Linked DNA regions of Homo sapiens: region 1 is linked to region 2. A link is a loop called in an ENCODE intact Hi-C map of the cell type or tissue named here. Cell type or tissue: Calu3. All regions are shown on one strand. Links, peaks and the distances in the headings refer to the core of each region. The heading gives the core; the rest is flanking DNA.

Region 1 (16,505 bases), core at 5,681-13,680, 55 kb before region 2:
TCAATTTTCTGCATGTGGCTAGCCAGTTATCCCAGCACAATTTATTGAATAGGGAATCCTTTGTCCATTGCTTGTTTTTGTCAGGTTAGTTGAAGATCAGATAGTTGTAGGCGTGCGGTCTTATTTCTGGGTTCTCTATTTGGCTCTGTTGGTCTATGTGTCTGTTTTTGTACAACTATCATACTGTTTTGGTTACTGTATCCCTGTAGTATAGTTTGAAGTCAGGTAGCATGATGCTGCCAGCTTTGTTCTTTTTGCTTAGGATTGCCTTGGCTATTTAAAATCTTTTTTGGTTACATATGAATTTTAAAATAGTTTTCTTTAGTTGCGAGAATGTCAGCAGCAGTTTAATAGGAATAGCATTGAATCTACAAATTGCTTTGGGCAGTATGGCCATTTTCATGATATTGATTTTTCCTATCCATGAGCATGGAATGTTTTTCCATTTGTTTGTGTCATTTCTGGTTTCTTTGAACAGTGGTTTGTAGCTCTCCTTGTAGAGATCTTTTATCTCCCTAGCTAGCTGTATTCCTAGGTATTTTATTCTTTTTGTGGCAATTGTGAATGGGAGTTTGTTCCTGATTTGGCTCTTGGCTTGACTGTTGAATGCTAGTAATTTTTGCACATTGATTTTGTATCCTGATACTTTGCTGAAGGTGTTTGTCAGCTTAAGAATCTATTGGGATGAGACTATGGGGTTTTCTAGGCACTATCATTTAGGACATAGGCACAGGCAAAGATTTCATGATGAAGATGCTAAAAGCAATTGCAACAAAATCAAAAATTGACAAATGGGATCTAATTATACTAAAGAGCTTCTGCATGGGAAAAGAAACTAACAACAGAGTAAACAGACAACCTACTGAATGGGAGAAAATTTTTGCAAACTACGCACCCAACAAAGGTCTAATATCCAGCATCTATAAGGAACTTAAACAAATTTACAAGCAAAAAACAAACAACCTCATAAAAAAGTGGGTAAAGGACATAAACAGACACTTCTCAAAAGAAGACATACATGTGGCCAACACTCATGAAATAAAGCTCAGTATCATTGATCATTAGAGAAATGCAATTCAAAACCACAATGAGATACCATCTCACGCCAGTCAGAGTGGCTATTATTAAAAAGTCAAAAAACAACAGATGCTGGTGAGGTTGTGGAGAAAAAGGCACACTTTTACACTGTTGATGGGAATGTAAATTAGTTCAACCATTGTGGAAGACAGTGCAATGACTCCTCAAAGACTTAGAGGCAGAAATACCATTTGACCCAGCAATCCCATTACTGGGTATATACCCAGAGGAATATAAATCATTCTATTACAAAGATGCATGCACATGTATGTTCATTGCAGCACTATTCACAATAGCAAAGTCATGGAATCAATCTAAATGCCCATCATTTGGGCAATGATAGACTGGATAAAGAAAATGTGGTTCATGGAATATCATGCAGCCACAAAAAGGAACAAGATCATGTGCTTTGCAGGAACAGAAAACCAAATACTGCATGTTCTCTTTTATAAGTGGGAGCTAAATGATAAGAAGACATGGACACATAGAGGGGAACAACACACACTGGGGCCTTTCGGGGAGTTGAGGGTGGAAGGAAGGAGAGGATCAGGAAAAATAACCAGTGGGTACTAGGCTTAATACCTGGATGATGAAATAATCTATACTACAAATCCCCGATGACACAAGTTTACCTATGTAATGAACCTGTACTTGTACCCCTGAACTTAAAATGAAAGTGAAAAAATAAAAAGACACACCGTGTGCACCCCTGCCTCCATCTCTGCTATCTTGGCCCATTCTTTACCCAGCTTCCCTTTCAGGAAAGGAAACTTGGACAAAGGAGAGCACAGGCAGGGGGATATAGAGACCATAAACATGGCTTGTATGTGGACATCAGCCATCCTTAGTCCTGTCAAAAGAGAGGGTAAGCAACTATAGGCAAAGCTGACCTCACACCTTTGAGGATGGGCGCACTGGGGGCATTTTAATCATTATGTTTTAAAATTTGTTACATTTGCAATATGCTCTACTGTTCACAAAAATGTTAACATACAGTTTTGATTACTGTGAAACAAACCTGTGTGGAACTCTTAATACTTCCTTCTGCTAACTGCTTTACATTTTCTTCCCCCACATTTAAATATCTCTGAAATTAGTACATGTTTTACAATCACTATGCAGTGGGAATGGCTGTGATGGGGTTTCTGTTGTTGCCTATTGATGTGCAAATACTATCTTAGCTCTTTGTGTTGTCACATCCATTCAGATATGTGGATAGTTGACAGCACACGGGCTAATTGCTGTTTACTATGTCTTAAACAGGTTACAATTTGGTTTGACTTTGAAACAAAAAGTTATCATGTACACAGAAAAGCACAGAAGCAGAGGAGTGGAATGAAGTGTGATATTAGTGAACGAAAGAGCCAACATTGAAGTGACCACAGTTCCATATGGTCTTGCAAAGCAACCACTGAATGTTTTGCCTAAAAAGGAAGACATCAACATGTAATTATCATTAAGACATGGTATCATAGTTACTTAATGGTACATAAAAACTGGAGTGTCTTTTTCAAGCACCTATTATGTTAAAGGTTCTCTGCTGGTTAAGGTTATAGGTTTTGTGCTTTTGCACGACATGTGTGTCTCACATCAATTCCACTCTGTGGATAATATTATCCCCAAACCAGGGATGAAGGATGAATAACTGTCTCAGGTTGGTAATCTAGTTTTGATAGAGTGAGGGATTGACTCTTCACGTGCCCAGAGCCTGTGCCCCTTTCCCTACCTTGGTAGACGTCTTCTGGATTTTCCAACCCCTTTGTCTTTCAGGAGCATCTTTGGGAAGGATTTGTTCCAAAGGATCTATACTCTGGTGCTATTCTGAAACAAGATGACAGTTTGTTTTTTTCTTGGTTTCTCTTCTAAAAATTTAGATTTTGGGAACTGGAAATCCTTATTAGGGCATTTAAACCATGGTATTTATTTGTCTGCAATGCACTTTGAATTCAGCTCACATTCTCTCACCTTATCTCACAATTGTTTCCTAAAGTGGGTAATGCTTCCTTAAACATGTAATCCTTATTTATGTCTGAGAATAAGTCATCACCACAAACAGGTCTGTGGGTACCTATGGAAAGTAGGTGAGTTGGAGATGACCCAGTAAATGCCCCTTGACATCACCAGCTAAGGATTTTCTAGAAAGCTCAGTATTAGAAAAGTATTGAACATTTGTTTTTACCAAACTCCAGGTTCTCAAGAAGTAGCTAGATAAGCTTCTCATACATAAACATTTATATTTCCAATGCTATCTGGGAGGGAAAAAGAATAAAAATTAAATTAAAATGAAAGCCACTTCAATTTCGGTCCATGATTATAATTTTATTCATACCAACATTTTTAAAGGTTTAAGCATGTTTAGGAAAGTGGTTTCTTCTTAGATCGGGAAGAAATGGCAGCCCTTTTGGGAAAGGCCGGTCTGTGGTAAACTCACCAGCAACCAGGGTGGAAGTGCCAGAAATATTCGCGGGAAGCTGATGATTCTGAGATTCCTAGTGTGATTCTGAACCCAGGAGAATTTACTTGCATTGGAATTATTGCATCATGGAATGAAACCAAAAAGTTCATTATTTACACTTCACACATTTACTTTTTTTAAGATCTGGCTCAAAGGCACTGAGAATTATGTTGTAGATTAGAGGCATCCAGTTAATTAAATCACAAGGACTTTGTAGCAAGTAGTAAAAATAATTCTTTCCCCACAAATTGAGCTGAGGGGGCCATTCTCTTCTTTCTGAGGCCAAACATTCAGCATAACCACTGTTTTACCACGAGCTCTCTGCTGTGAAAGGTTTAAGCACACTGTTGGCATTCAAATTTTTAATAGCTAATGCAAGGTCACCTAATACTTTGTCAGTGTTTGTCTGTTACCAATTGTTCCTAATTGACTAAAACAGCTAGAGTTATTCACTGACTCTTAAGTATGGGGCGGTAAGTTTTAAAAGAATATTTAGAGAATCATTTACAACTATACTCATTCTCATCCTTTTCGTGCCCAACTTCACAGGAGTTGTCTGTCTGCAAGGTTAGTCCCCTATCTGTTCCCTGAATGTATACATCAAAATTAAATTTACCATCTGCTTATCTCTCAAAATGCTGCTTCTGAATTTTCTATTTCAGTGAATATCATCATTATCATCATCTACCAAGTTTCCCAAGCAAGCACCTAGGGATCAGCAGAAACTCTTTCCTTTCCATTCCCATACTCCAACTCCATCCAATCCGCCAGTGTTCTGTCCATTTAACTAAATCAGTATTTTTCCTGCCTGTTCATTTATCTCTATTTCCTTTGGTACTACATCAGTCCAGGTCCTCACTACCTTAGAAGAACCTCCCAAATGGTCTCCCTGCTACAATTTTTGATATTCTTATAATCCATTCTCTATACCACTATTAAGATTACCTTTCTAAATGCAAATCTGCTTAAAACCTTTTAATGGTGCTTCATCATCTTATTTGTGATTTTTTTTTCTTTTTTATCTTTATTGCTGCCACACAAATTAATGCCTCATCATGTTAAGGAAAAAGTTTAGACCCTTGGCATGGAACCAAGTCCTAAATCCTGTGGTCCTGCAGGCCTTTTCAGCATGACTCTGAACCATTTTCCATACACCCCTTATGTTTCAACCCTAGGGAAAAGCTTACGTTTTGCAAATGGACCATGTTCCTTCTCCCTCTTTTGCATTTGTAGCGTGGTTCACCCTACTGACCATTTGCTCCTTGTTTGTCCACAGCAATCCTACTAGTTCTTTAAGACTAGCTCATTTTCTATCACCTCTGGGAAGCAGTGAGGGAGTCCACTCTGAGTTTAAAGTCACTTACAATGGTGTCTTCTCTTGTGTTTCCACAGGACCCTGTGCATACCTTCATCAAGGCACTTGCTGCGTAGCACTTATATTTCTGTTGTACGTATATGTCTCTTCCACTAAACTTTAAACTTCTTGAAGAGAAAAACTGTGTCTTTTATCTTTGTATCTCCAGGCCAAGCATGGCAACTGTTGCTTAGCACCTGCTCAGTTAATTGCTGCAGAATAAAGGAGTTTTAATCCCTTCCTATCACTTCTGGAAACTTTACTCAAGCAAAGTCATTTTTTTCCTCTTTCTTTCTGTATTTTTAACTCCTTCATCTTTCCCTTAATTCTTACTCATCTTAAAAAGAGCAAGAAAACACTTGCTCCATCTTAGCCCCTTCATCGTAGCCCCATTTTGTTGAAAGAATAGTCCAATTATTGCTTTAAAGTCCAAACCTCCCATTGACACTTCAGCCTACTAAAATTTGATGTTTACTCCCTCACTCAAATGGAATTGTTCTTCCCAATGACACCAATTGCTTCCTGATTGTGGAAGTCAGGCTTTATCTTAAGTGATTACTCTTCAGGATTTCAAATTGTTGCCCTGTTTTTCCTGAAAAATCCTTATTAATTTGGCTTTTGTGACATTGTTTCTCCTGGTCTACATAATCTCTCAACACTAATCAGATACACCAGCTGCCTTTACTTAAATGCTGGTGTCTCAAGGAACCCTTATTAATTCTTTTGTCTTCTTATTCTCTCTGGGTAATTTCATCTAATTTTGCATCTTTGGTGACTACCTATATATCCAGTGATCCTGAATTTTGACCTCCAGAACTCTATTTCCAATGTGTAATAAATTCTGTGACTCACAATACCCTCAAACTTTACTTGTTAAAATGGAATTGTTTCCTTTCGCAAACATGGCCCCTTTTATATTTCCTATCCTAGTAAGTTAGCAGGAGGGTCAAGGTGTTGACCATTCATAATCTTTCTCCAGGTTTCTATACTAGACTACATAATCAATAAATTTCAAGGAAAAAGTTATCCCTTGTATGTAGCCCAACTTAGCTTTTGTATTAGTTAACACTGCATAACAAATCACCACAATTTAGATTTAAAACAGCATACATTTATTATCTGAAAGTTTCTGTGGGTCAGGAGTCCAAACGTGATTTAGCTGGGTCCTCTGCTCAGAGTTTCACAAAGCTGCAAGCAAGGCGTTGGCTGGGGCTGGGCTTTTATCTGAGGTTCAGATGCTTCTTCCAAGATCACATGGTTGTTCACAAAACTTATTTCCTTGCAGCCGTAGAGCTCATGGCAGCTTGCTTATTTAAGGCTAATAGGAGAGAGAGTCTCTGACTGGTTCACTCTCTTTTAAAGGACTAGTCTGATTAGGTCAGGCCCACCCAGGGGATCTCTTTGATTAACTCAAAGTCAGCTGATTAGAAACCTTATGTATATCTGCAACTTCTCTTCACTTTTGTTATATAACATAACATAATATGGGAGAGATGATCCCATCACTTTTGCCATATTCTGTTGGTTAGAAGCAGGTTACATGTCCCACCCACACTCAATGGGGGAGAGGATTATACCAAGGCATGGATTATTGAGAATCACTCTAGAATTCTGTCTATCATAGTGTAATTATATATCTATGTAGTGAAAAAAATAGATGTTTGTAATTTGGAGGTATTAAAAAGTTGAATACAAAGAAAAAATTATAGAACTTTAAAGTCTTAATTTTAACGGAGATGGCACATTATTTTGAAGATAGAGAAAATGGCTTTCTATCCTTTTCCTATATTACACTTAGTGCCTTGGGCAGGATATATGTCCAAGTATCTAAACTGTAGATTATATTATATGAACTTAAATGGAATAATTAAATAAGTAATTCTGAAAGACAAGTATTTAATGACATAACTGGCTTGATTTGGGAACCATTTTACCATGTGTTAGCCTCAGTTGTAGTAAGAGAGGATCATGTAATTATATGTCTATAAGTAAGTTATATGGTTTTTCTCAGTGTACATTAGTTCAACGTTTCTAAAGGTTTTTTTTTTTAAAGTTTTCTTTTAATACCTTTGACAGACTGTGATTTTCATCAGAAGTGCTAATCTTTCCTCAGGATGGAGAGTTCAGGCATCTTTTCATGTTGTTTTCTCACAGTTTTAAATGACATATCTACAGAAGTTCTTTTATCAGTGACTTTTCCCTTCCTGGCCCCACACTATCTGAGGGCATACTCTGTAGCTCCTTTTATTTTATTTTATTTTTGTGGGCATCAGATATATTCTGAAGTCAATACTAAAGCTGTTAGAGTATGACATTTACTAAGAATCCTGCCATTTTAGGCCCTTCTTCTTAAAGGACAACAATTCCATTGGTATTTAGTAAAAAACAACATGGCTTGGTAAATTTAGCTCTTTTTCTTGACATTGGCAATGATAATACAATGCCTGTGGTGTATAATTGTCATGGCTGACTTATAAATCCCTACAGATATGTGGTTACTTCTCTACTTTCCCTTTCTTTGGCTTGGGCAACTGCCACGTTGATGCACTGGAGCCATTCTTCTGCATTCTTCTCATCCTTGGCCTTAAAGACATAGGTTTTATTGTCTGTGAAGATTTCGAAAGCCCGGGGGAGAGAGCGGTCCCTGCGTTTCTTGGCCACAGCCTTCACACTCTGTACTTTGCTGAGTTCTATTGGGCAGTCGTCAGGGTCATCTTTCTGAAAGGCATGGGAAGAAAAGAACATGGGCTGGCTGTTACTGTAGGCAAGGATCTCTGGCTACTGGAGAACTTTCTAAGAGGGCCAGAATCCTTTCACTTTTTATGTCTCAAGACCTTTGTTATTTTGGGTGCTAAGGCCTCAGAATCATTAGAATAACTGAAGGAGTGAGCAATTGGGCCTTTGTTAGAGTATCATAAGTTGACACAAGATAATTAATTTAAAGGATATTATTATAAAGTGGGATTTGGGAAAAATTCAGAGTTCTTTCATTTTCTATTAACGTTATATTAATAGAGCAAGGTGCAACGGTACAATTTGGAGTGCTATTAACTTATAACTTCAGGTAGTTTGGGAGGCATGAAATTGAATTTTCCTTTGTGCTACCTCTGAGAAAGATTTTGCCAAACCTTAATTGAATAGAGAGGCTTCCAGTGTTTGCATAGACCAAACTGTTTTTGAAACTCTCTGCAGCTTTGGAAGCATGCTTTGTCTACAAACAGTAAGAGAAGAAATATTTAATGATGTTACATTTGCCTTTTATTAAAGCAAAAATTTAAGGACCTCTACAATACCAAAGTCATCACACTGGGCTAAGATGAATAATTTTAAGGGGCCAGATATTTCTTTGAAGTAATTTCAGGTCTTTCACATGAATACATTTTGTCTACTAGAGAAAGTACCTGTGGTTGAGAATCTTGCCAATTCTCCTTGCCCACCTCTCCTGTTGCAATCACCCTCCTTTCACTTTGCAATGAAAAAGCATCCTCTTCACTCATCCCATACTTTCTATGATGTTTTGTCCAATGTAAACAAATCTCAGAAGCACCAAACAAAAAAGCAATTCCAACTATTGACATCAGGGAAGTATCCATCAGCCAAGGCAATGTAATCACTCCTCATCTATTTCATTATGAGATACATTTTCAATAATATTTCAATTTTTAATGTTTAATAATTATTAAGCTTGGCATTATACTTATGGATTTTCATGAAGGATATAACTTTTTAAAAAGATAACTAAATCAGAAAAAATAACACTTGGAGACGGATGGTCACAAGGAATTTAAACAATTAAATTTCAATTTATACATATAGTTTTACTCAGTGAAAAATGAAATGCCATTCAGGATAAAATGCTGTGATAGAGGTAGAACAGAAACATGATTTAAAAAAAAAAAGAGAAACAATGTGAACACTTCTATTTAAAAAAGAGTTAATTTATGTATTAAAAATAGTGTTAGGTGTTAAACTGCTATGGTATTTTAATCCAATGGTTACATTTAATGGAGAGATGTAATCCTTTTGTTTTAAAATGTCAATATTTACAATTCAACAGAAATTACAGTCCGGGCAAATGTTTAAACTTATGATAAAAGTGTTGCTGCAACTTAAAATGCTGCAAGGTATTACATAGATTTTTCAAAATTCTTTTAGGGTACACAGGATAAAGTTTGAAGACATACACACTAGACAATACTTTGTTAGCCTAATTTGGTTTACAGTAAGTATCTGACAGTAATAAAATTGCATTTCTTTGAAGTAGTCTATAGTACAGAGATTGATACGAAAATAAAAAGTTACCATAGTAATTTAAAGATGGACAGTGAATCAACTGAGACAGGAATAGATAGAAAGTCAAAGGACACTATTGCCTAGCTAGTTTGTGGAGATCAAGGTCTTAAAAATGCAAAAGTGAAAGATTAGAGTCTTCCACTAGAGTCTTTCAACCTCAGCTCTAATTTTAAAATGCACATTTCTTTCATTTAAAAGGGGCCCTTTTACAAGGACCTGAAGCTTCAGCAGGATTGTTGACCACTGGTAGGTTATTGTTTCCCTGGAGATTAGAGGTATTTTGCTGTGGCCTTCATGCTATATTAAATTATTTCCCACTATTTGAGCCGCAAGTTTTGTCAGAGTTATGGAATGTCAGACCATTATTTCCTGATAAACATGTCAAACAAGTTACCTAATTATAAAATTGCTTTTTCTTTAAACCTTATTAAAAAAGCCATGAATCAGAAAGTATAAAGGTCATTATTTGAGTTCAGAAAAACATTCTCATAGATTAACTCTGCTTTGTCTTAAGGGATCTGGAAAATTACTACGTCTTCATTTCTATTCTTGATTTCTTGAATAAAAACAGAAAATTCAGGTAGTCATTTTAAACACTTTAAACATGCTTTAGTGTGAACCTATGCTAAAAAAATTTCTTTAAGTTTCCAATAGCTGTCTAAATTGAACTGCCCTTTCAAAAAGATGTTCAGCTACAGAAAAGTCCATCTGTATATGTTATAACACACACAGATGAAGAAAGTAGCATGACTACACAGTAGGTATCACAAAAAATATTCTTTTTCATTCAAAAAGTTAACAGAAGTCTTATTAATTAAAAGAGCACTGGTCAGAATACACGATACTTGATTCATACTGATTAAAATGTTCAAATACATTTTATAATGAGTACTCTAAAGATATAGTGCATATGGCCGAGAATGAATTATAATTTTTAACTAATTTACCACTTTTCATTAATTAATTCAGACAGTTTGGTTTATGTGATGGTTAATTTATGTGTCAACTTGACTGGGCTAATGGGTACCCAGACAGCTGGGAAAGCATTATTTCCGCATGTGTCTGTGAGGTGTTTCTGGAAGAGGCTGGCATTTGAATTAGTGGACTGAGTGAAGAAGATCCATGCTCCCCATTGTGGGTGGGCATCATGCAATCTATTGGGGACCTGGATAGAATAACAAGTTGGAGGAAAGATAAATTTGCTTTTTCTTCTTGCACTGAGACATGCATTCTCTCCTGCCTGTGGATATCAGAGCTCCTGGTTTTGGGGCCTTCAGACTCTGGGACTTACATCCCTCCCCCCAGCTCACTGCCATACCCAGGTTCTCAGGCCTTTGGCCTTGGACTGGGAGTTATATCATTGACTCCCTTAATTTTCTGGCCTTAGGACACAGACTGAATTACACCACCAGTTTTCCTGGTTCTCCAGCTTGCACACAGCATATCATGGAACTTCACACCCTCCATAATTTCATGAGCCAATTCCCATAGTAAATCTCGTATATGTCTTTATATATCCTATTGGTTCCATTTCTATGGAGATCCCTGGTGAGTACAGTTTACCACTGACTCTGTATTTTAAGTATACATGGGAAGCAGTAAACTCATTTAAGAACATGCTTTGGTGTAACACTGCCTGATCTTGACCCCAGTTATACCCTTTCTCACCTTATTAGCTTTATCCTTGGACAATCCAATCAGTTTCTTTGACTCAGTTTCCTCATCTGTGAAATGGCAATAATAGCAGTGGTGGCCTAATAGGATTGTTTTGAGGATTGTTTGAGGCAATCCAAGGTGTTGCATAGTAGGCACTGAAAAAATGCTAGTCATTATGATTATTTTCTAAAATAGCCAAGAAGTAGGTCAAGATTTGATTCCTCTTGATCCTGAATCAGGAGAGTTTAATGATACATAAAACCAATTTGAAAAGAAGAGAAGGTAACTTTGCATTATTGATTGCAATGGAATGCTACTTCAGAGGTTTCCCACTGAAAATTCACAATACAAATAATTACTGAACATCCTATTCAAATGGAAAATTATATTAAATATTTATTAATTTGATCATAATTCTATTATATTCATTAACTGAATATTAAATAGATGAAAGACAGTAATATTTTAATCAGAATTAAACTTTGTTGACTATAAAAAGTACCTAAAGTAAATCAGCCTTCATTCTTTCCTCCTTGTCTATGTCCTCCTTTTTTGGACCCCCATTTCCAAATATAAACTATAGCTATAAAAAAATCAGAGCCAATATCATAAGTCATAAATTTGTGTACGTGGTCCACAAGGAAACAAAGGGCACGGTGTCTGAGTCAAGACTTGCAGTCCCTCTGCAGTTCAACTAAAAAGTCAACTAAAACAAGCTTCCATAATAAACTGGAAGGGGACAGTGAATCAACTAACATAGGAATAAACAGACTAGACACAGAAATGTGTGATAAAACAATGCTGTAAGATGGTGAAATGGAGATGGAAAAATTATTAGAGTTTAAACCCAAGACAAAACGTTTAGCTATTGGTGGAGATCAAAACCTTAAAAATGCAAGTGTAAAAGATGATGGAGGAACTTACAGACTTTCCTTTTTGAAACAGAAGTTGATTTCCAGCCAGTGTAAAATAGCGTGTTTTCCACCTTTTGATGAACTTCCATCTGACTTGCTTCTCTTTAAGTTTTCCTTCTATGAGAGGCTGGCCATCTTGATTTACAACTGTTGAAGGTAGCAGAATAATCATGCCATGTATTTTCCAATATTTACTAGGTAGGTGATCAAAAGTCAGAACTGTACAGTGTACCAGAACCCAGTTAGCACACCTGGAAAGTAGGCTAATAAATGATGAATTTGGTTAACCTTTCCTCCTTTGTCCCTAAAAGAATGCACAATTCAGATATGACAATGGAAAACTGTTGAAAGCCCTCATTGCCATTTTCAAAAGAAATTGGTTCACACAAAGAGCATCTGTTAGCAGTATTTAAAGTTTATCTGGATATTTAGCTTTCTGTGCTTGGTTTCTTTGTTTCATAGTGTTCTGTTTCTAATGTTGGAATAACCAAATTAATTTGGAACAGTTTGAAATGTTGGCACAAAGTATCTAGTATGCCATAAGCTTCATTTTGATTTTGCCAGTAACTAGGTAATAAAAAACAAATTTCCATGCTTTATGACACATGAACTGCTGGAAATATAGCTTTATAAATAATCATAAACCCAAGTATATTTAGCTATTTGGCAGCAAAAGTCAATGCAGCACTCCAAAAGACATGGTTCCTAAAGCGGTAACACCAAGCAGCAAAGGCAAACTTACCCAACTCTTGTACATGCTAGTCTCACTCTCTGGAACACATGTACTCTCTTTCCCCTCTCTGTATTCCCATCTTCACCTAGTCAACAACTGATCACTTCACATTTCAACTTAAATGTTGCTTCCTTTGGAAAGCCCTCTCCAAATCCAGATGAGGGTGGCTTTCCCCCATATGTTCTCATGGCACATGGCATGTTTCTTATATATCAGGGATTATCATTTGTAGATAGATATTAGTGCTTATCTGATTAATATCTTTCTGTCTCATTCAGTTGAAAGCTCCACAAGGGCAGGGTCTTTGCTTTGTTCTCTGTTGAATCACCAAGCATCTAACATGGTGCCTGGCAAATAGTAGGAAGTCTATAAATATTTGTTGACTGAATGGACTAATTTTACATTGAAGCAGAGTGTGCATGATTACAAATGATCATAGAATTAGAAGATCCATTGCAATGTCAGAGTTTAGACGCTGAACTGAATAATTTTATTCCTTTTACCAACAACATAAGATTCACTCTTCAAATTCAGATGAAAGCATCTGATTTCAGCAGAAGGGGACAATGGAAAGCTCCATCTGTAGTAGGACAATGTTTATTTATATATATTTATCTTCAATTTTCATAGCACCTTGAAAGTAATAAAATTTGTTCCATCAGTTTGGAAAAATTCTGGACTGTGCCTGTTTGACCCTATGAACACAACCTGCCTTTTGTACACTACCATTTCTTTTTTCTAATATAGGTCTAATAATTGCCTCACAGGATTGTCCACTTTCACAGAGCATTTTCAGGATAAAAATAATAAAATGTATAGTTTTCTTTTCTTTTCTTTTCTTTTTCTTTTTTTTCTTTTTTTTTTTTTTTTGACAGTTTACTCTGTCACCGAGGCTGGAGTGCAGTGGCACGATCTCAGCTCATTGCAACCTCCACCTCTCGGGCTCAAGTGATTCCCCTGCCTCAGTCTCCCGAGTAGCTGAGACTACAGGTATTCGCCACCACGCTCGGCTAAATTTTTGTATTTTTAGTAGAGACAGGGTTTTGCCATGTTGGCCAGGCTGGTCTCAAACTCCTGGCCTCAGGTGATCCATCCACCCTGGCGTCCCAAAGTGCTGGGATTACAGGTGTGAGCCACCATGCCCAGCCGAAATGTAGAGTTTTCATAAACAAAGTACTATTAAGGCTATTTTTTTTTCCGGATGACTATTCAATTGGCTGTTCCATTGTCAACTCCAAATTAAGGCTAAAAACTGGCCAGGCGCAGCAGCTCATGCCTGTAATCCCAGCACTTTGGGAGGCCGAGGTGGGTGGATCTCCTGAGGTCAGGAGTTTGAGACCAGCCTGGCCAACTTGGCGAAAGCCCATCTCTACCAAAAATACAAAAATTAGCTGGGTGTAATCCCAGCTATTTGGGAAGCTAGGCAGGAGAATTGCTTGGGCCTGGCAGGTGGAGGTTGCAGTGAGCTGAGATTACGCCACTGCACTCCAGGCTGGGCAACAGAGTGAGACTCCGTCTCAAAAACCAAACAAACAAACAAACACTGAAAATACATATCAAATATATTGTAAGATAGTGATAAGGACTATGATGAATATAGAATAGGGAGTAAGTGACTTGGGGGCTTGGTGTACATGCATGCATTTCAGTGGTCAGGAAAGAGCTTGGATGTTTGAGGTGATGACATTTGATCTGACACCTCAGTGATAAGACCCCCAATCTTCTGAGAAGCTCTGGTGGAGGCTACTACTGAGCATAGCAGAGGCAAAAGAAAGCAGGAACTCATGAAATATAAACTTACAATTAATATCAAGAAAATAATTTCAGAGTTCTGCTTTGCTTTGATAGGAATTGTCTGATGTGGAGCATTCTTAAAGCTAGTAATGATCTTTGCAAATTTAAATTTTCCATAAACATGGTGATTTCCTTTGTGCAACCACATCTACAGAGACTTCAGTTAAAGTGCTTAGGGCACTGTGTCTCCCCACTGGGTTATGCGTTCCTTGAGATCAGGAACAGCCTTAACACAGTGCCTGCCGGGCTAGAGCCTCAGTAAATGTTTATTAACAGTACACCATTGAGTCACAAAGGGTGCAGCAGACTATCTGGGATGAGGAAAGAAGGTTTCAAGAGGTGATCCAAGAGGAGAAAAAAGGGGAAAAATAAGTTAAAACAAACAACAAAAACAAAATACCAAAGCCAAAATTAATTTAAAAAATTTAAAAGCACCCATTTTTCATATTTTCAGGTGAGAGAAAATGGTAATCTAATTGTAATATCTGAAGGTTTTTAATATTAACTTAGAAGATTTAGATTTGAATCCTCTAAATTACAATTTTCTAATCAGCAAGAGAAAATAATAATGCCCCCTGGGATTCTGGGAGGTCAAAAATCAAAAGAAAGAAATTTATGTGAGGACACTAGGTAAATAGCAAAGCACAAGGCACTGCTTCTCCCTCACCCTAGCCCCACTTCTAGGAAAGACTTGACTTTACAGTTTTTTTGTTTTGTTTTCCTAAGACAGGGTGTCACTCTGTCACCCAGGCTGGAGTGCAGTGGTGAGATTTTGGCTCACTGCAACCTCTGCCTCCCAGGCTCAGGTGATCCTCCCACCTCAGCCTCCCGAGTAGCTGGGACCACAGGTGCACACCACCACACTTGGCTAATTTTTTAATATTTTTTTGTATAGACAAGGTTTCATCATGTTGCTCAGGATGATACCATGGTTTTAATGACAAGATGATTTAATGTAATGCTATTTAATAGTGATACATTTTTCCTGTCTCAGTCTTTCATATTTACTCAAAGAAACATTTGAAATAGTTATGATATCTGAGATGATTTGAAATAATGATTGACTTAGGTAATATTTAAGTACATGGATCCTTTTGGATCTGACATAGAGGATTAACTACTTTATTTTTTCTCAAGGCAGATCCAAATGTTTCACTTGAAGAGTAATGTGTGACAAAAGTTTACAATGAACACTGGGCAAAATTGTTGGAGTCCTTAAAGACATGGGTGAATGGGATATAATAACTATGATGAGACAGTCAAGACCAAATGATAGGCTTACTAACAACAAAGGATGAAGGACTTCAGAGACAAGCTGGGAAGCAAAGACTTTTCACCGTAGCCCAGTGAAAATCAGCCCTAGGGGAAAAAAATCAATGAAAATGGTTTTAGAAAGGAAACATTAGCAGAACTTTAAAGTAGCTGAATGTGAGGCCCCAAATTTAGGTGTTAGAGTCAGTTTCAGAGAAGTCAGTAAAAGCCAGGCTATTTGGAGCTGTGAGATTAATTTAAAAATAATTTCAAAAAACAAAACAAAATTTTTATATCCCGTATCTTAAAAAACTGTTTGTTTGTTTGTTTTTTGTTTTTGTTTTTGTTGTTTTTTTTTTTTTTTTTTGCTATTACATCTAACATATGCATGGCTGGGGACGTGTCATTTTAAAGGTCTATTGCCCATAGTACGTCCTTTTAAGCAGGTGATTCAGATATGTTATCACAGCCTCTTCACAGCTAAAACAAGAAACTATTTTTCTAAGATCATCATATTCCATTTGAAAAATAACATGTGGAATGATCTACGAGGGTATGATCATGTATCATCTAAAATAAATTGTTTGCATGTAGAACATAGAGGATATTCAATCATTTTCTCACTTTCCAATTAACACATTATTTCATTTAAAGCACCACAATTTGGCCAGGTGTGGTGGCTCATGCCTGTAATCCCAGTGCTTTGGGAGGCCGAGACAGAGGGATCATTTGAGGCCAGGAGTTGAGACCAGGAGTTTGTGACCAGGCTGAGCAACATAGCGAGACCCTGTCTCTACAGAAAAATAAAATAAAATAATTAGCTGGGCACGGTGGCATGCACCTGTAGTCCCAGGTACTCACGGGGGTGAAGGGGTGCAGAGGTGGGAGGATCGCTTGAGCCTCAGAGGTCAAAGTGTGCAGTGAGCTATGATCATGCCACTGCACTCCAGCCTGGGTGACAGAGTGAAATGCCATCTC
Region 2 (16,505 bases), core at 939-8,938:
AAGGCACTGTTTAGGCTTGGTTTGAACTTTAACATGATTTAATTTTAAATGAAACAAGAAAAAGATCTGTCTTAAAGATCGAACATATGGGGTTGGGCATGATGAATGAGCCTGTATTCCCAGCACTTTGGGATACTGAGGCGGGAGGATCGCTTGAGACCAGGAATTTGAGACCAGCCTGGCCAATATAACAAGACCTCCACCTCTCTTAAAAAAATTAAACGAGGCCGAGCATGGTGGCTCATGTCTGTAATCCCAGCACTTTGGGAGGCTGAGGTGGGTGGATCACGAGGTCAGGAGATCGAGGCCATCCTGGCTAACATAGTGAAACCCCGTCTCTACTAAAAATAAAAAAAAATTAGCCGGGCGTGGTGGCGGGAGCCTGTAGTCCCAGCTACTCGGGAGGCTGAGGCAGGAGAATTGCTTGAAGCCGGGAGGCAGAAGTTGCAGTGAGCCGAGATCATGCCACTGCACTCCAGCCTGGGTGACAGAGGGAGGATCCGTCAAAAAAAAAAAAAAAAAAAAAAAAAAAAAAAAATTAAACGAAAAAGATCAAACATATGATATATTTCAGGATTTTCATTTTTTAACAGAAATTTAAAATTATTTCATAGTATTTTCAAGGCAGTTGATAATGATCTCCATAAATATGCCTAACCTTTGTAATATAGTGTTTATCTCAGTGATTTCCCAAGGATGTTCTTTAACTGGAACATGGTTAATATAAATATTCATATTTATTTTCTCAAAGATCTGGGAATTAAAGAATAAAATTCAAATAGAGTACAAAAATCAAGTCTATTTATACAGAGTAGATCATTAAGAATAGAAATTAAATAAGTTCATTATGAAATTAATCAAATATGAACAGTATGAGTGGGTGTGTGGGGGACACAAAAACAGTTTTAATTCTAAAATGTATAATAGATGAATATTCTTAAAACTTTAAGATAATTTCTCTAAATGTTGATCAGTAAGAATGTGAACATAAAGAAAATCACATTTACATATATTTCATTCAAGCCAATGAAAATAAACTTTTCAAAGGAAGATTTTAAGTTGTGTTTGTATATTTACTAATCAATGATGTGTCTAATAATCATTTACATGTGATAGTGTTATACCTATAAATGTAAGAAGCTTTTCAATTCAAAGGAACAATTTTAAAAAAATGTATAGAACATCTATAAAGGTATAAAATACCATTTACCTACATACAATGTGATATAAAGGATCCTTTATGTATAATGTATAATAAAATAATGAGATTGGCTTATGAAATCATATGTTCTTTTTATGTCAATGACTGTCTAAGCACTGGTGTATGAGACTAAGTGGTTTGTATGTACAAAGCTTCTATTTAGTGAATGAAGATTAATAAATACTATTCCAGAAAAATTTTATTATTATCAAAATAAACTATTTCTAGTACTGAATGGGAAAAGATGGAGGATCTTAATGCTCAAGTTAGTGATCCACAGATTTAAAAAGTTTAAGAGCCAGCAATAGATAAATTACATAACCCATAATGTGAATACATCTGATAAATTATTATTATAAAAAACTGATGAAGCACCCAATTTTTCATTTAAACAACAGAACCTGATTTAATGAATCATCAATCTAAACAGGAGCATTTAGACTGGAATCTGTGAATTTGGGAACTTTATAAATATATGTAGTTGACAGAAAACGGAAAGAATTTGGCCCAATGCACAAGAGTAGTCAGGTTGTAATTATTAATATCAAGTCAAAGTTTGATTTTTATTTACCCGAAAGCCAGAATTCAGGCAGAAAATGACACAATATCATAAGTGTGGAAAAAGAAAGAAACCATTACCGTAAAATGAACACAGAAGAAACATAGCATACACAGATACTTTTTGGTGATTTTGCTTAAAGAGAAAGACAAAGAATCAGACAAAATCAATAAAATAATACTGAGGGGCAAAAAAACCCATCAAGATTTCTTGTTTTTTTTTCAGAAAACTGACAACTGTTTAGAACAAAGCCAAAGATGAAACCAAATATAAAACCACTGATGAAAACTAAGTGAAAAATATAAGCAAAATAGAAGAAAAATAAGGTCGTTATTTCAAGAAAACGAAAGACAGTCAATGCTGTTCTTTGTATTCACATACAATTTGGTTCACACCAAAATGTGAGTTGTTCTCTATGAGATGTTATTAAATGTTCCTAAGAAGACTCGCTTTAGAAAAAAACAGTATTCCTAAGGCATGTCCAATCTGTCTCTTTTCTTAATTGCTATAGTTCTACTTTATTATTATAATGTATTCAGCATTAAAATTCATTATTTCCCAATAAGCTTGACTTTATCTTATAATGAAATACAACTGTCTTCTTGGTGATTTTTATAGGAGATATTATGGAAATATTTTATTAACAGAAGTAAATAAAGTGTCATATCATTTGGCTTTTCAGCCGTGTTATAACATTTGCATTTTGTTTTTTCTGCCTTTACCCTCCCTGCTTCTAGCTGCATAAAATAATGCATTTTAAAAATAAAAATACATTATTTTTCAACATATGTGTGACAATAAAAAGATCACTGGGTCAGGGGTCAGACGATCTGAGTTCTGCCCTTTCATTTTCTTATCTGTAAAAATGATTCCTAAGATTCCTTCTATTACTAACATTTTATAATCTACATTCAAATTTTATGTGAAAGTTTAGTGCATCCGAGATAACTATTTTCAAATAAGAATCTCTTTTGATGCTAACATCTATGCATCAAATTCTTCATTCTCAAGTTGTAAGTTGCTCTTTACATAATTTCACCTATGTACATATATTCTATAGAAAAAAGAGACATTCCAGTATCTTAACAATGTCAAAAAGGATATACTGACACTAACATTAACTGGAGATTGGAAGACTAGACAAATCAAGGCTAGAACTACATAAGGGAAGCTATTCTCCCAAATACGCTGTTTTTGCTGTTGTTTAACCAAAGATATCTTCCCTTTCATTCTTCTTTTTTAAAGCTAAGGATATTTAAGACATTAATATGTTTGGCTAACTGATTAATAATTCCTTCTTTTATAAGGAAACTATCCTAAAATATAAAAAACCGAGGTTAAAGTTATTAATGAAATATGTATGTATTGCTGTTATCTACATATCAACTCTGGCCAAAGAATAATTCAATAAAAATGATTATAAGCCCATATCCCAGAAGCTCATTAAAGAGCCTGATGAACACAAATTATACAAACCTGCTGAAATAGAAACATGATCTGGATCCATGGCTGAGGTTCTTGGCTGATGAGAATAAAACTGGACTTACTGTATAGGCAGTAATGACCCTTCAGGGAGCAGGTGAAGAACAACTTTGCTACACAACTTCTCACAGTGTCTAGAAACAAATACATATAGCGTTAAACGTTATGGTCTTTCCAGAGTTACACTTTATATTGATACTTCAACACACAAATGCCTTTATAAAATATCCTTCAGTTTTCAAACTGTGAGCTAATAACTACAAACAACTATATATTTGAGAGGGGATCCATTTCATGGAAAGTAGATTTAAATAAAGATTTTAAATTATTATTATTATTGTTTTAATTAACAATGTTTGAAGACTCAGCAACTCCCATGGGGGGAAAACCCTCTCACCAATAAAATGGGAGATACTATATCATTTTCATCTGATGGGATACCTTGAAGTGATAACCTGGGAAAAATAAACAAATGGATTAAGAAAACCCAGGCATTTTCTGGGTAGTAAATGACTTGCCATGAACCATGGATGCTGTTCTCTTGGTTGTGCAGGGGCCTCAGAGATAGCTTCCAAAATAACTCTGGCTGAGGTGTAGCTTCCTGTGAACTGTACTGGTCGGGTTTGAAAAGGTCATCTCGCCTTGAAGGATTTCAGCTGGGAGTCTTAATGAGATTATCCTTTAGGGACAAGGAAGTAGTGGGTGAGTGGTGTAGAGGTGGTGAGGCACCATGTGTAGAGAAAGAAATAATGAATAAATGAATGAATGAAGCAAATATGGGTTGAGATTCTATGGGCTAGGCACTGTGTTAAGTACTGGATAATAAACATTATAATTAATTGACTTCCACATGTGTTATGTGTTTGACTTCATTTAATTTTACCCTACAAGATGGGTATTATTTCTGTTATAAAGATGAGGTAACAGCACATTAGAAAGCCAGTCTAGTGAACCACTGTGACTGTGTTGTTCCCTCTTATAACCTTGGCACATGAGATAAATATTAATAGATGACTAATGTCTGGAGAGATGAATGATGAATGATGCTCAGAGATCCAGAAAAAATGGCTCAAGCCTGCTCAATCTGTGGCAGAGCCAGGATTGGAACTCAGCAGGGCTGATACCATGTTGGAATGTTTTAGGCGCTACTATACTGGGGATTTTTTTAATCTGTAGAGTCATACTGATAGTTAATGGGGTATTTTTTGTTTCAGAATTAATCTGACATTTTAAGTGAAATGTTTTGAAAATTAATAGAGGCCAGGCATGGTGGCTCATGCCTGTAATCCCAGCTCTTTGAGAAGCCAAGGTGGGCGGATTGCCTCATCTCAGGGGTTTGAAACCAGCCCGGACAACATGGTGAAACCCCTTCTCTACAAAAAATACAAAAATTAGCTGGGCATGGTGGCATCTGCCTATAGACCCAGCTACTTGGGGGGCAGAGCAGGAGGTGGGCTTGAGCCCAGGAGGTGGAGTCTGCAGTGAGGTGAGATCATGCCACTGCACTCTAGCCTGGGCAACAGAGAAATACTCCGTCCCAAAAAAACAAAACAAAACAAAAAAAAAAAGAAAGAAAGAAAGAAAGAATGAAAGAAAAGGAAAGAAAGAAAGAAAGAAAATTAATAGATTCAGTGATCCAGTATGCCCTACTCTTACAATGGAAATGGACTAGAGTTAGTTGAAAGTCGATGAGAAAAGCCAGGCACAGTGGCACACACCTGTTAATACTAGCTACTTGGGAGGCAGGAGTGGGAGAATCCCTGAGCCCAGGAGTTCAAGGCCATCTTGGGCAATATAGTGAGACCACGTCTCTAAAAGCAAACAAACAAAATAATAAAAGCTGATAAGGATCCTAGTACGGGCGACAGAGTCAGTCCCCACCTAAGACAGAGTGTTGTTGAATTCTCTAGAGAATGGGGGAGGAAGACTTGTCTGTGCTCTATCAGAGGTCAGGTATGAAGGAAGTGACAGGCTTTCAGGAAAAGTTTGAAAAATCTTAGAGCGGCCAATGAGAGATTAGAGGAGAAGGTCTTGGAAACCAAACAATAATGTGACAGGGCAAGTTAGAGATATATACAGAAATGTTAATAATTAATAGCTTTCTGTGATTCTGAAACATTGGTACAGAAGAGGACTAGTTTTTGTGAAGGTAATTGTTTCAGGAAATTAAAAAGATTTAAGTTGAACATACAGTGTTCTTGTATAAAATCAGAAATCATGTCTGTATTCTGTGGGCGAATGAATCATGAGATGTAAAGAGTGCTTGAAGCCTCAGTGGACAAGACCAGGAGGTCTGGCACTGAGAAAGACCTGGGAGAATAGAATGGAGCATAATATCAACTTAAAATTGCCCTATCAGAAATTGTTTGACAATGATATACTTTTTTTAAGTTGGCACATATGCTCGGAAAAATTGAATTTAATTTATGGTAAAGAAATAGGAAACCTATTATCTCAAGAGCACATACAAAAAATGGTATTTGAAATAAATCTAAGTGTAACATATATATTGAGATAGCAATATGTTTTGTTTTAATGGAAAGTTTCAAAAGGAAACAAGTTTTCTTTTCCAAGAATTCATGTAGTTAGCTTGAGAGTTGTAAGTTGGACTTTAGGCCTTTATCATGAAAAAATAGTTTCTGTCTTTTTCCTCCCTCTAAATTTTTACTGCCAATTCATGTTTTCTTTTGAAAATAAACATTGATTAGATTTATTTCACTCACTCTGAGCCTACCAGCTTTTTATACACAACCCACAGGAGTCTCAGATCACATAAAATGGTCAAAGTAGTATAAGAGAGAGATTCTTAACTTAGAAGCATATACACTGGCTATAAAAATACATCAGTTCTGTGATATAAGGCTTCTGTGAATGCTTTCAGTACATCTGGTCTGTACCAATATTTTTATCCTTATTTTTTTCAGAGCTTTCTTGGCTTGCAAAATTCTCCCCATGACATTAAGACTTAGTTGTTAATTTTTCCTGTATTTCCCTCCTGTTTATTCCATAGTATCAAACAGCAGGAATGCAATAAATTGTTGTTGGATGAATGAATGAATGGATGAGTGTCAGATATGTGTTGAGAGCAATAGGGGCCATGATGATGGTCCTGCTCTTAAGAAGCTTGCAGCCAAATGGGAGAAACATCTGAACTTACAACAATGGTTATAAGTTGTTTTAAGTTTATGAGATAATGGAGGGACACATAATAATGACTGCTCACAGAAATAAGCAACTCATTCTGACTGGGGAACAAGGGGAGGCTTCATGGAGAAGGAGATATTTGAGGTATACTTTGAAAAATGATCAAGATTTTGAACTTAAAGTGTGAGAGAAACAAGCACTTTAGGTGTAGAGAACCCTGAAAGCAATCACATAAACATAAATGTTTAAGGTAATTCCAGATAGTATGTTTAGTTTATCTCAGTCATTGAAATATTACTTATATAATTGTATAATTGATGCCAAAAGGATTATTCATTTTTCTAGACTAAATGTTGAAGAGAGAAGTCATGCTGTCTTAAATATAGAATGCTTTCCATATTCAACCAAATCTGAGAGTAGTTTCTTTATTTTTATTGGAATGTGGCTTCTTTTTCTAATAATCAAAGGATTTGGTTTGGTCTTTATAAAGACTAAAGTTAACATGAACATAAGTAATTATACAATATAATGTGTTATGTGTTAAAATACCAAATATATTACACAGATAAATAAATTTAAAGACATGATACAAAAATACAAGAATATTTGGTCTTCTTTGAGTCAAAATCTTTAAGAATCATTTTGGAATTCTTTGTTTCTTCTGCCACTCCTCCTCCACGATGCCATTTATATGCCGTTATTCCTGCAAGGCATTCACTAGACAGTATCTGAGAAACACATCGTTCTTCTTGGGAGACTAGACACTTATAACCTATTTCTCAGGTGGCCACTCATAACCTATGCCATTATATATATATATTTTTTGGTTTAGAGATAAGTGTCTTAAGATTAAAAATGGAATATGGCTTTGATTTTTTAATAGCTAGTAGAAATATCAAAGAATTGGCTTTATGTTTTGGAAAAAAAGAATAAATTAGGTCTCATTTTGAATTCTTTACAAAACTTATCCTTTGAAATTTCCCTCCCAGTGAAATAAAGGTCAGATAAATGTATCTGGCTTATTTCCCAGGGTGTTCAACTGAGCATTGTAGAAACTGTATTTCTACAATGATTTATAAAAGCTCAAACACATGAATATGTTTGCTGAAACTGCCAGACTATAAGTATTTACACACTGAACATAGCTTATAAATAAACAACAAACTCAGAGAAGCCATTTTGAGAGATTTAGGAAAGGAACTAATTTTCACTGACTCCTTACTTTGTACCCAGATGTAAGTGTAACCAATTACATTTCATCTTTATGAAGCAGGCTTTGTTATCTCCATCTTACTGAAGAGGAAATCTCAAGATCAAACTTCCAGGAAGCAGCTGAGCTGAAATTTGAACCCAGATGCCAGAGCCTATTCTCTTTCTAGTACATGAGTGAATGGCTCAGATAAAACAGAGGTAATAGAAGTACCTCAAAAAGAAGTATAATTCAATAGAAAGAGCATTGGCTGAGGATTCGGACAGAGTTTTATGGGTAGATTGTGTTTCTTTTCCTCTCTGTCCTTGAGTTTCTTATCTTTAAAGTGGGAGCAGACCAAAAGCTGATCCAGAATGAAACAAACAAACAAACAAACAAAAAAAGCTCATCTACTTAAATGATTTTTACATTTTAATTTGCTTATTAACTTTCTCTCCTAGATTGTGAGCTCCATGAGGGTAATGATTTTTTATTGTGGTAAATTATATAAAACATATAATTTATGTTTTACGTTTTATATAATTTACCACTTTATGGATAATATGGTTTAAAATTTAAACCATTTTTAGGTGCACAATTCGCTGGCATTAAATACATTCACATTGTTGTGCAAACATCACCACCATCCATCTCCAGAACTCTTCCATCCTTCCTAGTTGAAACCCTATACCCATTAAACCGTAACTCCCCATCTTCCTCTCCCCTGAGCCCCTGGCAACCAGCCACTCTATTTTCTGTCTTTATGAATTTGACTACTCTAGGTACCTCATACAAGTAGAATCATATAATAGTTGTTCTTTTGTTCTGGCTTATTTCACTTAGCATAATATCTTCAATGTTCATACACATGGTAGCATGGGTCAGAATTTCATTTCTTTATTAAAGCTGAATTATTTTCCATTGTATGTATATGCCATGGTTTGTTTACTCATTTTTCTGTTGATGGACATTTGGGCTGTTCATACCTTTTGGCTACTGTGAATAATGCTACTATGAACATGAGTATGGAAATATCTCTTTGAGGCTCTGATTTAAATTCTTTTTGGTATATACAAAGAAGTGGCATTGTTGGATCATATGGTAATTCTATGTTTAGATTTTTTGAGGAAATTTCGTATTAGAAATGAAATTTTTATCTCTGAAATTCTACAATTTACTAATGGCCTACAGAGGCCTGTGAAGAAATGTGTCTGTGAGGGCTGTCCAGAGCAGGGCTGGACATTTGCTCAGGGCTATGAGGGCTTGCACTTGGCACTCACGACAAGCTAGATGACAACAGGAGGAGTTTTCTTCTGCCTACTTGACACTAGCGTGACAGGAACCCTTGAAGCAATTTCCTTCATTTTCCATTTAATTCTTCTTTATTGTATTTCAAAGACAAAAAATTCAAAACATTGACGCAATGAATAAATAATACTGTCATTTAATTGTATGAATGTCCTAAATTGGACAGGAAAAAAAAGTAGAAGAAAATGGAACTGGTAATTTGTCTGATGAGAGCTTTCCAAAAGTAGGTAAAATAAAGTATGTTTTTGAAGTCAACCATAAGTTCCAATTTGGGGAAAAAGTGCAGAACAAACTCATTACTTTAAAATACCATTGCTTTTGACTGAAAAAAATGGAAGAAGGCATCACAAGCCAGTGTGGACCACTTGTAAAACTTTGATTCCATGTGATTTGTAAAATATATTAGTATTTTAGACTAAAACTCTATTCCTCCTCACCTCCAAGTTAAAGTTTAGAAGTTTTGAATAGAACAGCAATTATTTCATAACTTTGATGGAGTAAATAGAAGAAAAGATATTTTAAGGTAAAAACAAAATTAGATTCTCAAAAATAATAATGAATTTGAAATAACTGTTTGAAATTACATCAAATAATTATTCATGAGTGGACACTGCTTTAATCATTTGATGTTTTCAGAGCTCGGTTCTGTAGAAGGTGTTCAGAAGTGTGAGTTGTTGAACTGACCTGCACTGAAGGAAAAACTGCCAAATCTCTCATTTGTTGAGAATCTAGGACACGTAGGTAATGGAAAAGAGGACTTGCCTAGTGTTTACTAAGTTCTATTTACAACAGTATTAGTTGAGAAATATGTGTTCCCTTTACAGCAGCTGGTGGGCCCCTGGCTATATCACATGCATATGTGTGGGACGTCCCTACCCAGAGCAAAAGTACTATGCTCATTTCCCCATTGTGGCAAAAATCCAGCCAGTTGTCAAATGGGCATGTTGGATGCTTTTGTTTTGACTTATCCAGAGAATAAAACAATTCTTTTGCAAGTGATTACTTTAATAACACAAATTTGGTAATTATATATTCAGAAATATACAAGCCATAGGTGTACAAAGACCTATGCTTTGACCCTGATTTTGAGGAAAAAAATAAAAATTTTGTATTGTTATGTGAAAACATATATAAAAGCATAAGAAAAGGTCTGTAAAGTTATAGATCAACCATCGACAGTGATTACTTTCATATTGAGAAGTGGGAGTGGGGTGAGGAGCATGCACATTTTACTTCATATACTTCTGTATTATTTTAATTCTCTCCTTATCAGTTTATATTTATGTATTACTTACATAATTTAAAAATATACAATGAAAAAGTGCTATTTGTTAAAGCAGGCAATTTATTTATCTGTATTTTTTGAGACAGAATCTCACTCTGTTGCCCAGGCTGGAGTACAGTGGTGCAATCTGAGCTCACTGCAACCTCCACCTCCCAGGTTCAAGGATTCTCCTGTCTCAGCACTCCCTGAGTAGCTGGGATTACAGGCATGCGCCACCATGCCTGGCTAATTTTTTTGTAGTTTTAGTAGAGATGGGGTTTCACCATGTTGGCCAGGCTGGTCTTGAACTCCTGACCTCAGGTGATCCGCCCACCTCAGCCTCCCAAAGTTCTGGGATTACAGGCATGAACCACTGTGCCCATATTTTTAAGTTCAGGGGTACATGTGCAGGATGTGCAGATTTGTTACATGTGGCATGGTGGTTTGCTGCAGAGGTCATCCCATCACCTAAGTATTAAGCCCAGCATCCACTAACTATTCTTCCTGATGCTCTCTCTCCTCCTCCCCACCCTCCAACAGGCCTCAGTATGTGTTGCTTCCCTCTATGTGTTCTCATAATTCAGCTCCTTTTTATACGTGAGAACATGTGGTGTTTGGTTTCCTGTTCCTGCATTAGTTTGCTGAGGGTAATGGCCTCCAGCTCCATCCATGTCCCTGCAAAAGACATGATCTTGTTTTTTTTTTTTTATGGCCACATAGTGTTCCATGGTGTATATGTACCAAATTTTCTTTGTCTAGTCTGTCACTGATGGGCATTTAGGTTGATTCTGTCTTTGCTATTGTGAATAGCGCTGCAATGAACATACACGTGCATGTATATTTTTAATAGAATTATTTATATTCCTTTGGGCATATACCCAGTAATGGGTTTGTTGGGTCATATGGTATTTCTGCCTCTAGGTCTTTGAGGAATTGCCACACTGTCTTCCACAATGGGTGAATTAATTTACACTCCCACCAACAGTGTAAAAGCATTCCCTTTTCTCCACAACCTCATCAGGATCTGTTGTTTTATTGACTTTCTAATAATAGCCATTCTGACTTGTGTGAGATGGTATCTAACTGCGGTTTTGATGTGCACTTCTCTAATGATCAGTGACATTGAGCTTTTTTTCATGTTTGTTGGCTGCATGTATGTCTTCTTTTGAGAAGTGGCTGTTCATGTCCTTTGCCCACTTTTTAATGGAGTTGTTTGTTTTTTTTTCTTGTAAATTTGTTTAAGTTCTTTGTAGAGGCTGAATATTAGGTCTTTGTCAGATGGATAGATTGCAAAAATTTTCTCCCATTCTGTAGATCATCTGTTCACTGTGATGATAGTTTCTTTTACTGTGCAGAAGCTCTTTAGTTTAATTAGATCTCATTTGTGAATTTTTGCTTTTGTTGCAATTGCTTTTTGCATCTTTGCCATGAAATCTTTGCCTGTGCCTATGTCCTGAATGGTCCTGCCTAGATTTTCTTCTCGGGTTTTGATAGTTTTGGGTTTTTCATTTAAGTCTTTAATCCATCTTGAGTTGATTTTTGTATAAGGTGTAAGGAAGGGGTCCAGTTTCAATTTTCGTCATATGGCCAGCCAGTTCTCCCAGCACCATTTATTGAATAGGGAATCCTTTCCCCATTGCTTATTTTTGTCAGGTTTGTCAAAGACCAGATGGTTATAGGTGTGCAGTCTTATTTCTGGGTTCTTTATTCTGTTCTGTTGGTCTGTATGTCTGTTCTTGTACAAGTACCATGCTGTTTGGGTTACTGTAGCCTTGTAGTATAGTTTGAAATTGGGTGCCTCCAGCTTTATTCGTTTTACTTAGAATTGTCTTGGCTATTCAGGCTCTTCTTTGGTTCCAGGTGAATTTTAAAATAGTTTTTTCTAATTCTGTGAAGAATGTCAATGGTAGTTTAATGGGAATAGCATTGAATCTATAAATTATTTTGGACAATATGGCCATTTTCATGATATTGATTTTTCCTATCCATGACCATGGAATGTTTTTCCATTTCTTTGTGTCATCTCCGATTTCTTTGAGCAGCAGTTTGTAGTTCTCCTTGAAGAGGTCCTTCACTTCCCTTGCTAGCTGTATTCCTAGGTATTTTATTCTTTTTGTGGTAATTGTGAATGGGAGTTCATTCATGATTTGGCTCTTGGCTTGCCTGTTGTTGGTGTATAGGAATGCAAGTGATTTTTGAGCACTACTTTTGTATCCTGGGATTTAAGCAAACAATTTAAATGATGTCTCACTAATTACCATGTAACAGGGCTAACATTTATGATTTTAAATATGTTTTTCTTTTTTGCCTTCTGAGTACATAGCCTTTGCCTGAATCCAGTTAAGTCTCCACCTATCTGGCTGTCGAGTGATGGTGGGAATGGTGATAGAGTAGATATTCAACAGTTATAGGAGTACCAAAAAAGTAAAATGGAATTAATTTTTTTAACTGCCAAAATTGGGTTATGCAGCAAGATAATAGCCTTGCAAGTGAGGCTTTTGTCTCAAGAAGGAATTTTCTAAATTTCCTTACCTCCCTTTAGCCTATCATTCCTGAACATGGAGGATATACATTGTAGGACCTGTAGTATGAAGAGGGTGACAGCTTGGTCAGTTCTATGGTTGTTAGGTAGGAGAATATAGAATGGAACAAGTAAAAGAGAACAGGTTTTAGTTCTGGCAAGGAAAATTATGGAGAGAAGGAGAGAGACAGAGAAGTGTAAAGCCATCAGAAGTGGGTCCTGACTTCCCTCACATTTGGGCTTTGGCCTGGAGAAGGAGAAGTATATTAGATACATTATGGTAACACCATGGGCAATGGTCACCGCTGAAGATTCACTCCCAGGTGGCCCTCAGCACCAACACAGGGTAGCCAACTTAATTAAAAGCACAGCTCCTGAAGCCAGACAGAAAGGAATCTCTGAGGTTCAGCTTTCATGGTCACTCTTTCCTCTGTTATGGAGTAGAGTGGAGCCAGTAGTAGCTGAGGATCTTGCTGGTCAGCATTTCAGAGAATTCACCATAGTGAGGCAAGGAGTATGGTGTGGCTCTGCACAGTAGACTGCAGAGAGAATTGTCCAAGCCAGGACTCAAGAGGGGCATCTCACACCAGTGGGCACTGAGATGAGGTCAGATTGGCAAGGGAGACCCCTGGACCGGCCCATGTGTAGAGTGAAAAAAAACCATTATCCTTCAGGCAAGAAGACACACCACACCCCTATCCAGGGACATTAATGCTTTCCACCACCACAAGGGAGCAGGAGCCACTTCCTAATGCTCCCAGATGCCACCTTAGGGAGATAAGCATAGGAGAGATGAGAGAAAGAACATTTTTATCCAAAGGAAAGATTGTCTCCTAAAGTACCATTCAAATGAGCAGTTGGGATTAACTTTAGGCAGGGACTCTTAATTTTCTTCCTCACTACCCAGTGGTTGGTTGCTCTTGATCAGCTCTAGACATAATGATGGCACATTTTCTCTGCAAATCTAAGTTGTAATATAAAATAAATTTTATAATATTACAATAAGTGAAAAAGTAATCATGGAGAATAAAACTATGGTACAGTGAAGAAGACGACTCAGGTGGAGAAAGAAATCTTGTCCTAAAGAATCAGGGAACTTTAGAAACACTTATAAGAGTCACACAGCAAAGGGTAGAGGATGGGGAGTGAGCTGTAGGAGGACGTTGAGGGTTTGCATGTGAGGGCGAAATCAAATAACACACAGTGGTATGTAGTGTCCCTTGGTGCATATAGACTTGCAAATTTCTTATATGAAAACTGTTAAAAACTTGTGCCTGCTTGCTGCTTTATGTTACTATTAAAGAACAGAGTACGACTTGCCCATTAACCTATTCAAATCAGGTGTTGAAGAGCCTTGGATGCTCTCACAAGCAATGTTTCTGCCCTGAGAGAGGGAACAAAGAGCCCTTCCTCTCAGAAGCCACTCTAAAGCCAACTTCTCTGATCCCTTATCCAAAGTTCAATTCTTCTCCAAGGTGGTGGTTAGGAACACAGATTCTGGAGCGAGACTTTCCTATTTACCAGCTGTGTGTCTTTGGGCAAGTTACATAACCTCTCTGTGGCTCAATTGGGAACACTAATAAGAGCTCCTATTTCTAAGTGTTGTTTAGGGTGACCGGCCATCCCGATTTGCCTGAGATTAGAGTGGCTCCTGAAATGCAAGTCTTCCAGTGCTGTCACTAGGAAAGTGCTGGACAAAGTGGAATGAGTTAGTTATGTGAGCATAAAGAGTTAATTCATGTAAGGCTCTCAGACAGACATGTGCTTGGCACAGAGCATGTGTTTAATAATGTTCATTATCATGATCACTGTTACTGCTACTATTGTATATGGAAAAAGAAAAAAAAAGGATCCCTAGGCCAGGTGGAAATGTTTGAATGTTGCTGTAATGCTATTTTAATTAGAGGAAAGAGACTGCATAATGACCCTTGGCATCTAGGTTGCTCAGTGTCCTGAAATGTTCACCTAATTGCTTATTTTAAAATGAACTTACTACACAGCTAATAATGATGTGTAAGCCAAAATCCCATTCTATACAATGAGAATAAATTTCTCTGGGGACAGGGCACAAGTAGAAGGTCCAGCAAGAAAGAAAACCTCATAACAATGCATGAAACCATCACTTGCTCTCTGAGCGTCTCCAAAGTCCTAGGACTGTTAAGATATGTGCAAGTGAGACTTTTGATGTACATGTCGTTTTGAGGCTCAGAAGCACAGAAATGTTGCAGGAATGCCACCAGGAAGCTCAGGAAAGGCTTGATATTTTGCTCTATTCAAAGCTTCGTGGCAGGAAGATAAAAAAAGCTAACATTAATTGATTAGTTTTTAAGTACTGGGCAATGTTCTAAGAGTTTTATGTGTGTATTGCCATTTAATACTCATGCCAATGAAGTAGACACTTCCAGTTTTGTGGAAGAATCTGAGGCTCAAAGATGTCAAGTAATTTATCTAAGGTCACATGGCTAGCAACTGGCAGTCCAGACAAATCTAGACTGTTTGACTCTAGTGCCCGTTATACTCTGCAGCTTACATAGGTTATGCTTAGATGAAGCAGCAATTATTAGTCCCCCCTTTTAAGTCGAAGAGGGATTTAATTTATACCCATTTATTTTTAATGATTTAAATCTTATAAATTATATATCACTTTCATTTATTCTGTATGTAGAGACTTGTTGATAATTTGCTTTTGGTATTTATTGCAGTTTTTATCTTTATCGTATAACTGAATGAGTTATGTGGCACATTCCCATCCATGCCCAAACCTCTCTTGAGAGAAGCCCAAGTGATTGACCCATCAAATCCCAGCTCAAGATATTACTGTTTTCCAGTGGGAACCACCTGAACTGAAGGCAACAGGAATCGAAGAACAACTCAAGGAAATAAATTGCCTCTGTCAGGTTAGCCATGGAAACCAGAACATCTACAGTAAAAGCAAATGTCATAATCATAAAATTATTTTTCTATAAATTCATGCTTTACATGATAGAGGTCAATATATCTTTGAAATCTTAGTTTCATTTATTGCTTCTTTCAAGTTGTCTTCATGTATAACTTATTTCATTTTTATGTGACCTAAAATCCAATGATGATGACATCAATCATCATAATTAATATTAAACAGAGTTGCCTTTTTTTTTTTACTATTTCTGATTAATTAGTTTTACTTTCACTTTCTTACTGCTGCTCAGATGAAAAGTCATAAAATAATGACTAGTAATGTTATTCAGCTTCCAGAAACTCAACCTTCTAGCAGTAAATTGGAAACAGCTGGTTATATATTTTGTCCTATTGAAGGAAACAGAAAGATCCATCGAAAAACTAAAGTAAAAATTTAATAGAGTTGAATTACCTCTGCCTCAACTGACTATTTCCCAGTGGTCCACAGGGTAGCATGAACTTCGGGATGAGAAGGCAACATTAATTCAACAGAGGCTGTAGGAGTGTCTTATTGTCCCCAGAACCTCTAGAAGCTCAGAAATTTGCCTTGTGGAGGAATTCTGATGTTAGGTGTCAGTTCAAAATCTTATGTCCCAGAGCTGGAATGGACTTTGAGTGGTGGTCTCTCTTTTAATAGACAGGATTGCAATGGAATCAACTCAGAAAGCTCTTCTTTTCTTTCAAGTCTTTAGATCCCAAACTCTTAAAAGCATGAAGAAGCTCACAGTTCAATTTTCCCTATTCTTTACATCATAACAACTTCACTTTGAAATTAAATAAAGTGTTTTGAGATTAGCAAGACCTCTATAGTCAATTTTTCTGCTTCACTGAGAACCCTCTCTTGTGAAAGGGAATCTGGAAATTAGAAAGTCAAGATGAAGGCATTTATGACCCAGGGCC

What was found. A loop is a pair of places that touch in the nucleus more often than their neighbours do. Peaks named below come from ENCODE experiments on the same cell type or tissue, not always from the same donor. Only the 100,000 strongest peaks of a DNase experiment are listed, where the experiment ranks them.
Region 1: a loop joins it to region 2, with 4 times the contacts of the local background. A loop is called at or near these places in 3 of 110 quality-filtered maps.

The regions. Positions count from the first base shown.
Region 1 is chr3:157,253,767-157,270,271 of GRCh38, forward strand. VEPH1 (ventricular zone expressed PH domain containing 1) reads right to left here. Exons shown (of 14, transcript NM_001167912.2): 13 at 11,760-11,896; 14 at 5,976-7,604. The coding sequence ends at 7,368. The region is part of intron 3 of LOC101928236 (a long non-coding RNA gene); the gene reads left to right. Among named protein-coding and RNA genes, the nearest start is that of CCNL1, 100 kb to the left of the region's middle. RefSeq lists an enhancer at 1,971-2,502. In Calu3, for the core only: no CTCF peak of the experiment used is centred there; a DNase peak (open chromatin) is centred at 9,455.
Region 2 is chr3:157,313,826-157,330,330 of GRCh38, forward strand. VEPH1 (ventricular zone expressed PH domain containing 1) reads right to left here. Exons shown (of 14, transcript NM_001167912.2): 10 at 3,237-3,376. It overlaps LOC101928236 (a long non-coding RNA gene), which reads left to right. Exons shown (of 10, transcript XR_007096141.1): 6 at 1,986-2,161; 7 at 15,371-16,505. Among named protein-coding and RNA genes, the nearest start is that of PTX3, 110 kb to the right of the region's middle. In Calu3, for the core only: no CTCF peak of the experiment used is centred there; DNase peaks (open chromatin) are centred at 5,116 and 5,216.